Regions from separate parts of the Homo sapiens genome. Here region 2 is linked to region 1. Evidence: chromatin contacts called from ENCODE Hi-C or POLR2A ChIA-PET data. All regions are on one chromosome and are shown on one strand. The core of a region is the stretch at or near the end of the contact, and the rest is flanking DNA. Distances in the headings are between cores, read along the strand shown. Region 1 has its middle 15 kb from the start of RRAS2. Region 2 has its middle 55 kb from the start of RRAS2.

The links. Hi-C counts contacts between places; a loop is a spot of excess contacts on that map. ChIA-PET counts read pairs that join two places held with the same protein, here RNA polymerase II (POLR2A). Pooled maps may share reads with other maps.
Region 2: a loop to region 1 is called in a map of prostate gland, with 2.4 times the contacts of the local background. The contact joins two enhancer-like sites. A Hi-C loop is called at or near these places in 18 of 168 maps with a recorded cell type or tissue (IMR-90, Right ventricle myocardium inferior, aorta and 10 more), 4 of 37 single-sample maps with no recorded cell type and 25 of 50 pooled maps. POLR2A ChIA-PET finds 5 or more read pairs at or near these places in 16 of 52 experiments (A549, A673, AG04449 and 12 more).

Annotation. Positions count from the first base shown.
Region 1 is chr11:14,370,433-14,377,682 of GRCh38, reverse strand. No RefSeq gene overlaps it. Among named protein-coding and RNA genes, the nearest start is that of RRAS2, 15 kb to the right of the region's middle. Within about 2 kb of position 3,287, at least 7 of the 41 ENCODE cell types and tissues checked have a DNase peak (open chromatin) inside an H3K27ac peak, as active enhancers do.
Region 2 is chr11:14,411,057-14,418,306 of GRCh38, reverse strand. No RefSeq gene overlaps it. Among named protein-coding and RNA genes, the nearest start is that of RRAS2, 55 kb to the right of the region's middle. Within about 2 kb of position 2,971, at least 5 of the 41 ENCODE cell types and tissues checked have a DNase peak (open chromatin) inside an H3K27ac peak, as active enhancers do.

The sequences.
Region 1 (7,250 bases), core at 2,038-4,537:
ATGTCTCATTTGATTAGAATTGTGTTACATGGCCACCTCCACCTGTAAGGGAGACTAGAAAAATAAGCATTGTTCCAGTCTTGTCACTGGAAGACAGCAAAGGAGAAAACAGTTGGTAAGGTATATTAAGCCAGCCTTCTTGGCGATCCACAAGGGCTTCTTAAATGTGTTGAAGCTGCAGAAACCTTTCAGCAGACAAAATCTTGCCTGGAAGCCTATTTGGAAAAGGTGATGAAAGTGGAGTTGCTCTGGTTGAAGTGGGGGTAGGAAGCTGAGAGCTTTATGTGGTCGGCATCTCTGAATATCACCCAGTAGTTGATAAATATTTCCTGCTTTTCAGCTGTCCAGCATCCATATCATCCTGCAATTAGTACCCAAGTCTTCTGCTTGAGGGTTCCCCATATGTGTGTAGATTTGAGAGGTAGTTCCCATCACCCATTAGGAAACCAGAGACCTAGAGTCTTCACCCTCACCTCCTGCTTCCTTGAAAAGCCTGAGGCATGTGATTTAGGTTCAGTCAATCAGACATCCTTTCTTATGAATCACGGGCATATGACAGTTTGGGGGTAATTAGAGGTCATTTTCCTCTCAGCAGCAGTGCCACATGCACCTAACTGTTCTTGCTCCGTGACCTGTAGTGTAGTTCCAGCTGCCTAGCCCTCTGGAATTCTCTTGTTTCCTGCCTATTTTCAGAACATGGTTTTGTAGCTTCTCATTGATTCTGTTGTGTCCAAGTTTTCCCTGTGGATTGCCCTTTTGCTTAAGGTAATCAGGGTTAGTTTTTCTTGCTTATAGCCCCAAACCTTGGTTAATGTATATCCCTACTATCAGTTCCACAGACAATTCTGTAGCACTTCTTGGCTTGCCAGAAGCATAGTTTAAAATCTGCTGCCTTGGGATAAATCTCTTGGAATGGAATTAAGGAACAAAGGTACAAATAGTTTAAAGTTTCTTGATAATTATTGCCAAATACCAGTCCAAAAGTGTTGTACAAATTTACCTAACCACAAGCATTGTGTATTATCATTGTTTTGCTTTTTGCTAGAATAATGGCAGGGAAAAGGTTCTCATTAATGTTTTAATTGCATATGCCTGAAAATAAGAAGCTAAGCATTTTTACTTATGTTGACATTTTTCAACTTATGGATAATATGTTTACTCAGGCTTTAATTGTTCTTTTTATGATATGAACTTTATATAATTTAAATATTTATTATTTGCTTTACTGAAAACTTTTTATTTTTATCTTGTTACTTTTCTTTGTTCAGAAGCTTCACTTTTTTTTTTTAAGACCAGGTTGGGCGCGGTGGCTCACACCTGTAATCCCAGCACTTTGGGAGGCCAAGGTGGGCGGATCACCTAAGGTCAAGAGTTCGAGACCAGCCTGGCCAACATGGTGAAACCCCATCTCTATTAAAAATACAAAAATTAGCCAGGCATGGTGGCGGGCGCCTGTAATCCCAGCTACTTGGGAGACTGAGACAGGAAAATCACTTGAACCTGGGAGGCGGAGGTTGCAGTGAGCAGAGACTGTGCCACTGCACTCCAGCCTGGGCAACAAGAGCAAAACTCCATCTCAAGAAAAAAAAAAAAAAGAGAGATGAGGTCTCACTAAGTTGCCCAGGCTGGTCTCGAAATTCTAGGCTCAAGCAATCCTCCCATCTCACCACTGCCCCCCACTAACCTCCTGTACCTGCCACCCAGTAGTTGGGATTACAAGCATGTACCACTGTAATAAAAATCTTTTCCTTCATGATTTCTTCTTTGCTTTAATGCTTTGAAAGTTACCATTCCTTCAAAGATCTGATAAATAGTAAATTCAATTTCCTGCAGTTTTTCCGTGATTTGGCTTTTCTATGTTTAACTCTTTAATAGTCTAAGATATATTTTTGTTTATGGTATAGAGGTATGAATCTAAATTATTACTGGCTTTTAGATTCATATGCTTTTGTGAATACCAAAACACCCGGGCTTATTGGGTGTCTTTGTTTTGCTTTGTTTTGGGTTTTTGTAACGCAAAGAAAATTTCCCAGGGAGCCATGCCTTGTTATTCAGAGAAATGTGAGTAAAATGGAAAAAGAAACTTTTAGATAGAAACAAAGACAGAAGGAGAGAACAATTGGAACAGAGACAGAAAAGCTGAGATAGAGACTAAAACAGAAACAAAGATAAGTGAAGGAGCAAAGAGCAACAAGCCAAGGGAGGGAGACTAAGATCTAGAGGAGGAGAGGGCTTTGTGTCTAGGCTTGGAGCTTGGATTGCTCACTGAGGCTGTGGGGCTAAGGTGATGTTCAGGGGCAGCAGTGGAGGATCTCCCTTGGCCCCACTACCCGAATCCAGTTTTAGACTGTCCCTGGATCTGGGGAGGCCCCACATACTATTGGGGGACTTCAGTTCCCCATTATTCTCCAGCTGGCTCAAGGTCTGGAGGATCTCAGGGCTTGGAGAAAAGTATCTTTCCTCTGCCCTCTCCTTAGTCCTCCTTCTTGCCAGTTTGTCTTCAGCCTAGCATTCTAGGAAGGACAAGATCCTTAATACCAGCCATCTAAAATGGCCACAGGTGGGGCTGTAGAGTCCAACTATCTCAGTCTGGCTCTGAAGTCCCATTCTCCCACCCCACATTACTTCCATCCCAGTCTGTTTCCTGGAGCTTAGCCCCCTAAATCTCTCCCAGTGTTCCAGCCAGCACCCTTTCTTCACTGTTACCTGTAGCCATTGGCTGAAGACTTTTGGGTTCCATGTACGAAGGTGAAAAATCATTTATCGAACACCTACCATGAGTGAGTCACTGGACTAGGTTCTCAATATAATTAGCTTAATTCTCACAATGGTCTTGTGAGATAGTATCCTTATCAGAGGGGTTAAGTAATTGTGCCCATCAATAAAGGGTAGATCTGGGATTCAAACCTTGGGCCTAATTCCAAATCTTATAGTTTTTTTCCCCTGTGTCAAGCTTTTGGGCTTATAAAACATCTCCACTAGAAATTGTCTTCCCTAGAATGCCTTCCTCTTGATCTCTGCCTATCTAGATGACATATTCCCATCACTGTACTGTACAGGGCTATTCTTCTACTTCTGATTGCATGTAGCTCAGGCTTCATTTGACACGGGGGCCTTATTTATAGCCTGTCTCCTATGCTTACCTAAGTATTGTGATATTTTTGTCTTGTCTCCTCAACTGAGTTATAACCTAGCACTGTGTATTTTACTTCTTTGGACTTCCTGCATTGCCTCACACTGTGCTGCCAACTGTTGGCTCATTCATTCACTCACCAAATATTTTCTGAGAAACCTCTATGTGCCAGGCACTGAGCCAGGGGCTACAAAGGCAAAATGATCTGTACTTTCAAGAACTTTCAGCTTAGTGCACAAAAAATGTGTTTACTAGATGTTTGTCAAAAATATTTTCCAAACCAGTTTTGATAGATTCCCTCCCTGTAGTATGGCATTGTCATGCTGTAGTCACAGAAAGATGTGGACTCTATGCTCTGGCTCTGGCATGAAAATCTGTACAAAGGGGCCAAAGACCAAATGGCTATCCTTCCTGCTTACTAGAGTACTTTCAGGCCTGGACCTTGGGCGATGACCCCTTATTCAATGCTCTTATCACCTCTTATCAAGGTCTGAATCTTTAATAGATAGCACTGAGGGGATGTTGGCACATATCTTGCCTTGGGGTCAGATAGACCTGGAATTCAAGTTCTGCTTAAGTGACCTTCAGCCAGTCCCTTCAGCTCTCTAGCCTTAGTCTCCTCACCTATAACATGTACATTCTAATCTCATAGCAGGTTCACAGGATAGGTGAGATGTTATTTATAATGAGAGCTTCCAAGTCCCCCAACTGTGACTTTGGGATCTTCAACAACTTAACCTGTCTTTTATTCTTTCTACCTCTCTGATTAATTAACACATTATCTAAACCTTTAAAGCTCTAGGTGGCTGTTGGTACACATTTGTTGGACATATTGCAATTTGTAGTTTTGTGGTTTGTAGTTACATCTAACTTTACACAAATAAATGTGTTTCTGAAATGACTCAAAATAACTTTCTGAATATAAAATCTTTTTCCACATTCATTTTTTAAAGGTTTCAATTAAGTCATTTTTTTCTGAATAGGTAATTCACTCACATAGCTCACAATTCAAAAGGCACCAAAGGGTTTATATAAGAAAAGTTTCCTGGCCAGGCACAGTGGCTCACGCCTGTATTCCCAGCACTTTGGGAGTCCGAGGCGGGTGGATCACAAGGTCAGGAGATCGAGACCATCCTGGCTAACACGGTGAAACCCCGTCTCTACTAAAAATATAAAAAATTAGCTGGGCGTGGTGGCACATGCCTGTAGTCCCAGCTACTCGGGAGGCTGAGGCAGGAGAATGGCATGAACCCGGGAGGCGGAGCTTGCAGTGAGCTGAGATTATGCCATTGCACTCCAGGCTGGGCGCCAGAGCAAGACTCCATCTCAAAAAAAAAAAAAAAAAAAGGAAAAAATCCAAAGTACTTCAAAATGTGAAAAAAATTCCACATCAAAATGCAGTCAAATGCAGTCAAAATGCAGTAAAAACTCTACTAAAAATACAAAAATTAGCCAGGTGTGGTGGTGGGCACCTGTAATCCCAGCTACTCGGGAGGCTGAGCCAGGAAATTGCTTGAACCCAGGAAGCAGAGGTTGCGGTGAGCCAAGATTGCACCACTGCACTCCAGCCTGGGCAACAAGAGGAAACTCCAAAGAAAAAGAAAAAAAAGAGAAAAGTTTCCCAGTTTCTTATTCTTCCAGAAAGAAAATCTGTGATTACAATCAAATACATGTTTGTTTATGCTCCCCCCTTTCCACAAATGGTAGTGTATCACACATGCTGTTTGGTATCTTGTTTTTTCATTTAAATAAATCTTGAAGATTGTTCCAAGTTAGCAGGCATTTTTTTTTTTTTTTTTTTTTTTGCTGCATAGTATCTCATTGTATCAATGAACTTTGATTTATTTAACCAGTTCCCTATTAATGGGCATTTAAATTGTGTCAGTCTCTTGCTATCACAAATAGTGGTTCAGTGAATAACATTATATAAGTTATTTTGCACATGTGTGAATATACTTGTTAAAATTGTTATTAGAATTAGATTTGCCAGGTCAAAGGACATGTAAATTTGTAACGTTGCTAGACATTGCCCACTCCCGGGGACTATTTATATCTTGATTGAGGTTCCTCCAGAACAACCTATCTTTGTGACAATGATTCTAGTGCATTTGTATATTTGGGAGGTGCAGGGAACACCAGAAAGCTGGGGGAGAGGGAATGACGCAGGGATGGGAAGGCAGCCATTAAAGGGATGTGTTATTAAGCCAGATACTACAGTGAATAATTCTGAGAAATGGTGCAAAATACTTACTTCTGGAATTTCCTTATCAAAGGTGAAGAAGGTGAAACTCCCAGGAGTCATAGGAGGAAAGCTGCTCTGGGATGTGGAGGTGTGAATTGGGATAATACCCTGGCCTGGCCTGCTGGTGGCCAGCACGGACTTCCACAGTTCAGAAAAAAAATCCCTCAGGTAAAGAGATAAAATTCCATGAGGCACTGGGCCACTGAGGAAAATGGAAGGTCCTAGGATATGGGCTGAGCTCAATCAGCAATAAATTAAAGTGTCTTTCCTCAGACTTTCACTCAATAGTGTTACCAAATATTTCATCTTGCCTATTTTGTAGGGGGAAAATAGTACTTATAAAACAAAAAGTAGTAACTCTAGGTAGTTTCAATTTTCATACATTATAATTCACATCAACTTTTAAAATAATTTAAGCCGGGCACAGTGGCTCACGCCTGTAATCCTAGCAGTTTGGTAGGCCAAGGTGGGCAGATCACCTGAGGTCAGGAGTTCAAAACCAGCCTAGCCAACATGGTGAAACCCCGTCTCTACTAAAAATACAAAAATTAACTGGACTTCATGGCATGCACCTGTAATCCCAGCTGCTTGGGAGGCTAAGGCAGGAGAATTGCTTGAACCTGCAAGATGGAGGTTGCATTGAGCTGAGAGTACGCCACTGCACTCCAGCATGGGCAACAAAGCAACACTCTGTCTCAAAAAAAAAAATTAAACTCATATTTAATACTTTCCTAATAAAGAAGTGTTACATGTTCTAGAAAATCATCACACTCTCATCCCACCCTGTGAGTAGGTGTTATTACTTTCATTTTAAAAAACTAAAGAGAGGAATGAAACACTAAAGGGGCTTAGTGATCTGCCCCAAACCAGTCAATTTGTCTGTGGTGAGGATGGGTTTTCTTAGTTTAAAACCCATGCATGCTCTGTCTGTTATGCCAAGCTGCCCTTTCAAAAAACTTTTATCTTCCAAGTGGGATAAAACAGAACAGCCACTTAACCTCTCTGTTTCTTAATCTATGAAACAAAGGGTAGAGAACCTCTGTTGTTAGTGCCCACCAGCATTCATTTGTCATTTTCTAAAAGCACCTTTATGTAGCTCTATCCCTCACCCATTTTCAGTCTGGATAGCTCATGTGGAGTTAACCTCACTTGCATCTCCAGGTACCTCTGGAGTACTTAAGGAAACTTCTGACCCAAGCCTGGCTGATGAGAACATCAGAACAGTTGTTGGCTCAGGGACACGGGCATTCAGCTCAAATCCGTCCAGTTGGAGCTAATGAGAATCAATTCCAGGTCTTATTTTATTTGTTTTTTGAATGGTTTGGAAAAGAACAGTCAGGAGAGATAAAACCTCTTTCTTTTCTTCAGAAACTGCTTAGAGAAGTGGTTCTCAAAATGTGGCTCCTGGGAATTTGCTAGAAATGAAAATTCTCAGTTGTTACCCAAGTCCTGCTGAATTAGGGACTCCAGGGGTGGGGCCCAGCAATCTGTGCTTTAACAAGGCCTCCAGGTGATTCTGAATAGTGCTCACGTTTGAGAAACACTGGCTTAGGGAAAATATAAGTGGAGTCATCTTGCCAACACCAGAGGAAACCCCCCTTATGACTAGAGCCATGCAGAACAGAGCTGAGAGATACAGAGTTCTGAAGGCATCATTTGAGTCTATGAGTCTAGTAGTGCTTGAACTTAAATTGACTGTTATATCATTTAGCTATATGAACCAATAACCTTTTCTTTTTTTAACAGGTTGGGTATCCCTTATCTAAAATGATTGGAACCAGAAGTGTTTCAGATTTCAGATTTTTTTGGTTTCTGGAGTATTTGCTTTCTTTTTACCGGCTGAGCATCCCTAATTGGAAAATCTGAAATCTGAAA
Region 2 (7,250 bases), core at 1,722-4,221, 41 kb before region 1:
TAATTAATAATATCTCTATCTCCTCTTCTTCCTGGGACTTCTTCACAATCTCCTTCCTGTTTTCCTCTGCCTCACATATGGATGGAATCACTACAGTGATTAAGAGCACAGGCTCTGAGTTCTGACAGATTTTCATTCTGCAACTTAACCACCCAAATGACCTTTAGCAGAATCACTTGTGTCTTACAAATAAGCACAGTAGTTGCATTTGCCTTGTAAGGTTGTTTAGAACATTTTTAAAAATTACCAGTATAAAGTGTGAGCCTCCACAAGCCAATTCTCAAGAAATGTTAGCTGCTATTATTTTTATTGTCAGTTAAGAACCTTTAAGGACCAGGGAACAGAAAACCTAACTCGAACTGGCTTAAACAGTAAGGAGATTCTTCACAGTACATAATGGGGAGTGTTGAAGTAGAGCAGGCCCCAGGCATGGAATAATCGGGGCTCTGACTCCATTTCTCTGTAGTGCTCCCAGCTCTGCCCTCTTCTTTGTATTGGCTCTGTCTACAGGCTAGCTTCCCTCATTGTCCAGAGACGGCTGTGTCACTGTGTCCTGAGCAACTGTGACAACATGCTTCCTTGTTCACATTCATCTAACAGAGAAAAAAATCTCCTCCCCAAACAGAAATATAAACCCTTCCTTTCAATATGCTTAGGCTAGTTTAGGGTATGTGCCTGCTTCTGGACCAATGACAGTGATCAGGGGGATTCCCTATGTTGATTGGCTTAAGCCTGGCTTCCTAACACACTCACTGGTAAGTGGAGTTGGATAGCCATAATTGACCTAGACTAATTGGGATCTAACAGGATCCACCTCTGGGATTAGAGATTGAGCCCAGCTTTCTCCTCATCACACGGCAGCATCTTGGCAAAGGGAGAAGGGTTCTGTGAGAGAGAAGGAAGGAATAACTGGATGTTGGCTGGACAATCAACTGCATCTTTTGTGATGATTCCTATTGCATTTTTTTGCATGTGAGTTCACATGGGTCTTTTAAGGCCATGGCTCAAATGGTTCCTTCCTGGTGAGGCTGACAATGGAATCAGCTACAGAGAATAGCACATGGCTCCCACCTCTCTCCCTCATTCCTCTCCTCTGCGCTTCCTGTCGCCCTCGCTCAGCATTAGTTTTATCTAAAGTTTTATCACCACCTGACATGTCATACTTTTAGCTTTACTTGTTTATTATGTCTTCTCCCTCTAAAATATAAATTACATGAGAGTAGAGGTTTGGAGTTGTTCAGTTTTGTACTTCTAATGTCTAGAAGAGTCCTGGCCCACAGTATGCACAACATAACAATTTGTTGAGTGAATAAAGTCTTCTAATCAGAGCCAGACTCCTTGGATCATCTCAGAGGTTGTCACCCAGCTATGGGGCCTGGGAATGGTCTCTGCTTTCACAGCTTCGTTTCTCCTCTTTCTGCTCTGTCTCTCTATCTATTTGCCCCTTGTCTATTCCTCAGTCTCTCTAATATCCATCTGCTGAGTAGGCTCATATTTGTCATTTTGCTTTCTTCCTACACAGCATTGATTGCAAATCTTTTTCTTCTCCCTTTTCATGCTGACTACCTCTTATTCTCTACATGCAAAATATTAAATATTTTGTGTTCAAATAAAGCTAAAAGAGCTGAGTGACCCTTATATCCTGCAAATATTTAAGACAGGACATCTCATTTTTTTGAGAACTTCATTTATGTTTTTACATACGTGTTTGAGAAATCCATACGGAGTGTATTACTGTAGGTGCTTCCATGTCTACCATTCCATGGCTTCCCGGATTTGTATCCTCTTTTTTTTTTTTTTTTTGAAACAGGGTCTCACTCTGTCACCCAGGCTGAGTGCAGATGTGTGATCATGGCTCACTGCAGCCTCGACCTCCCTGGCTCAAGTGATCCTCCCACCTCAGCCTCCTGAGTAGCTGGGACTACAGGCCCACACCACCACACCCGGCTAATTTTTTATTTTTTGTAGAGATGGAGTCTTGCTGTGTTGCCAAGGCTAGTCTAAAACTCCTGGGCATAAGTGACCCTTCCACCTTGGCCTCCCAAAGAGCTGAGATTATAGATGTGAGCCACTGTGCCTGGCCCTGGGTTTGTAACCTCTTTGAAGTCCTCTTTAGTATGAATATTTTTAAATTTTAAGAGAAAAGCCTCTGCTTTCTCCCATACCACTCCCACCCTAAAATCTGTCTGCCTCTAGTAAGGGACATGTAAGAAGGCATTGTTTTCTTATGTGATATTTTCTGACTGTAGGACTGGACAAAGGAACAATGATAAAAATAACAATAGAAAATATGTATTTGTCTAGCACTTTACAATAAACTGTTACCATTGTTCTTTTCTTAATTATAAAATTCATATGAGCTTACAAAATATTACTTTTTTTTTTTTTTTTTTTTTTTTTTTTAGCAAGGCTCTGTCTCCCAGGCCAGAGTGCAGTGGCACAGTTTGGGATCACTGCAACCTCTGCCTCATTGGTTCAAGCGATTCTCCTGCCTCAGCCTTCCAAGTAGCTGGAACTGTAGGAGTACGCCACTACGCCCGGCTAATTTTTGTATTTTTAGTAGAGATGGGGTTTCACCACGTTGCCCAGGCTTGTCTCAAACTCCTGACCTTAAGTGATCCTCCTGCCTCAGGTTCCCAAAGTGCTGGGATTACAGGTGTGAGCCACTGCACCTAGCCTACAATTTTTTTTAGTGGGATCGCATTGCACCATGGTGTTATTGGGCTTTCAGAGACTGAGAGAGGTTATCTAATAGATATGGCTAGGAGGTGGAAGAGCCAGAACTAGAACCTGGGCCCTGTCATCCCAAAGCCTTTGCTCTTCTCAGTGCCCCCGTTCCAGGCATTCAACTTGGCCTTCGCCTCCCTCTCTGATGATGTGAACGTGTAAGTGGGTGTTAGTTGTTAGGCTTACTTGATGACTCAGAACAGCTGCCTTCCCCTCTGAGGTCGGGGGTAACCCCAGGTAGGTACTGCCCACCCAGGAGCCTGTGGCTTCCTGCCTTCTTCAGTTCAAGGGTTTATCAGATAAGGCGGAGCCTTAAAATGCTCATATTTCCCAGAACACATAGTTTGATTTGACAAGCACAGGCTGCAAAGACTGACCAGAGGACAGGGAGTGTGTGGTCATGGGTAAATAGCAGTGGAGACTGGAAGAGTCCAGGGCTAACAGCCTCTTCCTCCAGTCCAGCATCTGTACCCCCAGGGCCTCAGTATCTATAACTAGTGAGCCTATGTCCCCAGATAGGGGTCCCTCCTCCACCAGAAAGTGAACTTTAGAAAGCCAGATGGTCTCAGCCCTCACAGGCTTCCAGGAAACCTCAACAATTCTAAGAAGACCCCATTTCCTGCTTCACACCCAGAGCCTGAGTCTTTGGTGGGGAAAGGGAGGGAAGCCTGTGCCACCCCCTGCTCCCTCCACCTCCGATCCTTGCCCTAGGCAACCCCTCTGTTTGAACAACTTCTCATAGAGACAGCACATCTCTATGGGGTGTTGAGAGGGGGCCTCCCAGCTTATCCAGACTCTAGGATCCCCCTCTTCTCTGGGATACCTTTCACACCCATGTCTCCTAACCCAGATCCTTCTGTTACTCCCGAGCTAAAGACAGGCCCTAGAGGTGAGCCAAAGCAACTGACAGCCCTAAAGGCATTTCAATGTGGTTATGACATTTAATAAATCAATGTTTCCCCGTATGGAAGTCATATAGCATTGGTAGGACAGAAAATAATTTTAAGTTTCCACATGAATATCAGCATTAAAGAATATTTAATTACCCCCTTTTTCATTCCTTTTCAATACTTTTGATTATATCAAGAAGAATGTCTCCATTAGGTGCTAGTAGTTCTTTAACATCCCTCTGATACCAGTAAGACTCACCATGAAGAAAAGAAGAGAGGGCATAAATAAATAATATTAAAAATAAAAACAGGATTATAGCAAGCACTTTCTATATAATGTTTTAAAAGATAACCTTTCAAAAGCAACAACATTGTTTACGTGTAGAAATAAATCTCATAAAAGATGTACGCCTAGTCTTTATCAAGAAAATTATATAATTTTAATGAAAACTATAAAGTAAAACCTAAACAAATAAGATCCAGCATGGATGGGAAGAAAACTCAATATGATAAAGATGTCAGTTCTTCCAAATTATTCTAGAAATTTAATGCAATCCCAATCAATATTCTGAATGTGTGTGTGTGTGTGTGTGTGTGTGTGTGTGTGTGTGTGTTTAATTTTTCTAGCTGATTCTAAAACTTATTTGGAAGACCAAACAGAGCTGCTATTTTATATTTTATATAGGGTGGCCTGGGAAGGCCCTTCTGAGGAATGATGTGTGAGGAATGAAGCATTCTAGGTAGGTTGAGCCAAGGCTTTGAGGTAGCAGCTTGCTTGGAATGTTCCAAGAATACGAGGTCAGTGTGGCTGACTGAATGAATGGCAGAAATGAGGTCAGAGAAGTAGCCAGGGGCCAGATGACATGGGGCCTTGTGGACTGCGGTAAGAGCTCCGAAATTTACTCTGTAATGGGAGGCTGTTTGATTTTTTGAGCAAAGAGTGATCCAATTTAATTTGAACATTAAAAATGTTTGAAAGAGCTGAAAATATTAAGTAAGCCTCTGTGTGGGCGGTATGGAAATGCAGTTAAAACTGTGAAGGAGGCACATGAATGACTGAAATTTTGAAAATTCTGCATGAAGTAATTCCTTAAGTCACAGATTTGGTCTTTCTAATTTAGCTGAGCCCAAACAGAATGGGAAAGGAATCTGAGTTCTTGGAGCCAATGCTGACAAATGTGTGGGAGGGGCAGGCCAGGCCCAAATCTTCTTCCTGCTGCTTTGGCTCATGGTGGATGTCCCAGGGAATCCCCCCAGTGGCTGGACCTCCAATTACAGCCTCCCAGAGAGTGAGTCCAAAAAGCAGCTACTCTGAAAAACATCACAGACCTCAAAACTAGTGAGATTTAAAGAAGGTTAGAGCTGAATGGGACTCCAGAGAGAATAATAAAAATGAGAAATTATAATAACACGTGCATGTCCCTAAAGACAATCATTATCTTCTCTCAAAAACTGTTCCTTCTCTGGCATTCCCTAGTCCAGTAAATGGCACATTATTCACTCAGTCAGCCAACAAAGTTTTATTAAGCCTATACTATATGTCAGTATTGGATTCTCTCTAACAAGCAAAATTGACATAGGCTCTGCCCTCATGGAGCTACCAGTCTGATATGGGGAGAGAGACAGTAAACAAGTTATTACAAAACACTTAGCACTGTGAAAGAAATAAATAGAGTAGTGTGGTAGAGCAAGGATCAGCAAACTAAACAGAGGTCATATATGGCTTACTGTCCTTTTTTTGTAAATAAAATTTTATTGGAACACAGACATACTCATTTGTTTATATATTGTCTATGCTTGCTTTCATGCTACAATGGCAAGTTTGAGTAGCTTGTAACAGAGACTTATAGCCTTCAAAGCCTAAAATAGTTACTATCTGGCCATTTACAGGATAAGTTTGCCTACCACTATTATAGAAGATAATGGGATTATTGGTGAATGACAAACAAAATTAAAACAAACAAAAACAAAACAAAAGAAGATAATGGGGGAGCCGGTCTCCCAGTAATGTCCAATAGAACTTTCTGAAATGATGGCAGTGTCCTGTATCTGTGCTGTTCATTATGGTAACCACCAACCACATGTAACTATTGGATTTGTCGCACTTGGGTTTAGCTTCCCACTTCCACTTCTCCAGTCAGTTTTGGCCAAAGGGTGATAGGGTCACATGGTAAAAACAGGGCTTCCCTTAGCTGCCTTTTGCAGAGACAAGGAGCGGAGTATTTACCCTTAGGAAGGGCTGTGGGTGTAACAGTGGAGTTAGTTGATGTGTTAACTACCATCCTGTAATGTCTGCATTAGCTAGGTGCCCGAATCTGTGATGCTATGATTCTCCCTGAGGCTTTGGCTCTTGGGGGGCCTGGATCTGTGACCTAAATTAACTCCCTCTATAGCCAGAAGTTCCCAGATGGTTATGATTGCTTGGTTGGGGCAAACACATTCTTTTCCCTCCATGCCCCCAACCAGACCTCCTCTATTCCTTCCCCCATTTAGAGACACTTCAGCAAGGGAGGGAAGGACAAAGCCTCCCACATGTGGGTCTCAGAGCCACAAAGAATAGTGCAGTCCCTTGGGAGGAAGCCTGCTGCAGAGGCTGCTGGAGAATTTCTGATTTTCTGCTTTGGGTCTTAATAACTCAGGGATGATGTGGTCAGGGCCTAAGGGGATCATTTTGTAATTTCACCCCTGACAGCATTGGCTTGGGCTCTGATGCTTGGGCCATCTCTGACTCAGAGCTGAGTTAAATAATTAAATCTGCTGCCTCCCAAATTTGGCAGGGATGGGGGTGGGTGGTGGCTGCACAGGTCCTGTGAATCTCCTAGGCAGGCAGAATGGGTTTTACTTAGCCATGTGGCAGGGGAGGGAGGCCTGGAAATTTTCCATTTCCAGTACACCTTCCCTAACTGCTCCGAATGCCTAAAAATAAGCCAGTGGACCCTTACCTTACCTGGAGGCTTTGTTTCCAATGAAAAGCAACTCCCTATACTGCCCAAGACTGTCCTTGGAGTTAGCATCAGTCCTATGGGCTTTAGAGAGGACTGAGTTTCATGTCCTTTCCTCCTATTGGGTATGGAAAGGGAGATAGCAGGGAACCATGAGAGCCCTAGAGTAATGTGTGCATGTGAGTGTGTGTGTGAGTGTGTGAGAGCATATGTGTGTGAGCGCACGCATGTGTGTGTGTGTGTGTGTGTTGGGGATAGATGTGGGAGGTGGGATTGAAAGAAGAAACATGTTCAGAATTGGGGCTGAGTAGCACTCAATGCAGATGTTCGCAGGGCTATACCTCTAATAAAAACCCATGTCTTATCCTGGCTGTGCCACTCATTCTCTATATCCTTGATTGAGCAAGTCTCTTAATCTCCCTGGGCTTCAGTTTCCTCATTTGTAAAATGAAGTGATTGGGTGAGGAAGTATCCAAGGGTCCTTCCAGTTCTGCGTCACTGGACCGGAAACACATCCCTTCTGGAGGAGGGCTGGTGAGGGGAGGCAAGTTCCAGTGGAATCTCTCCTTTCAGGCTTTCAAATAGCAAGAACAGTACAGCAGCACACGCCCAGGAGGAAAGGTGTGGGCGGTCTCACAGGGAAGCACAGACTGCCCTGAATCTGGCCCCTGCAAGTCTCACCTCCAGTCCA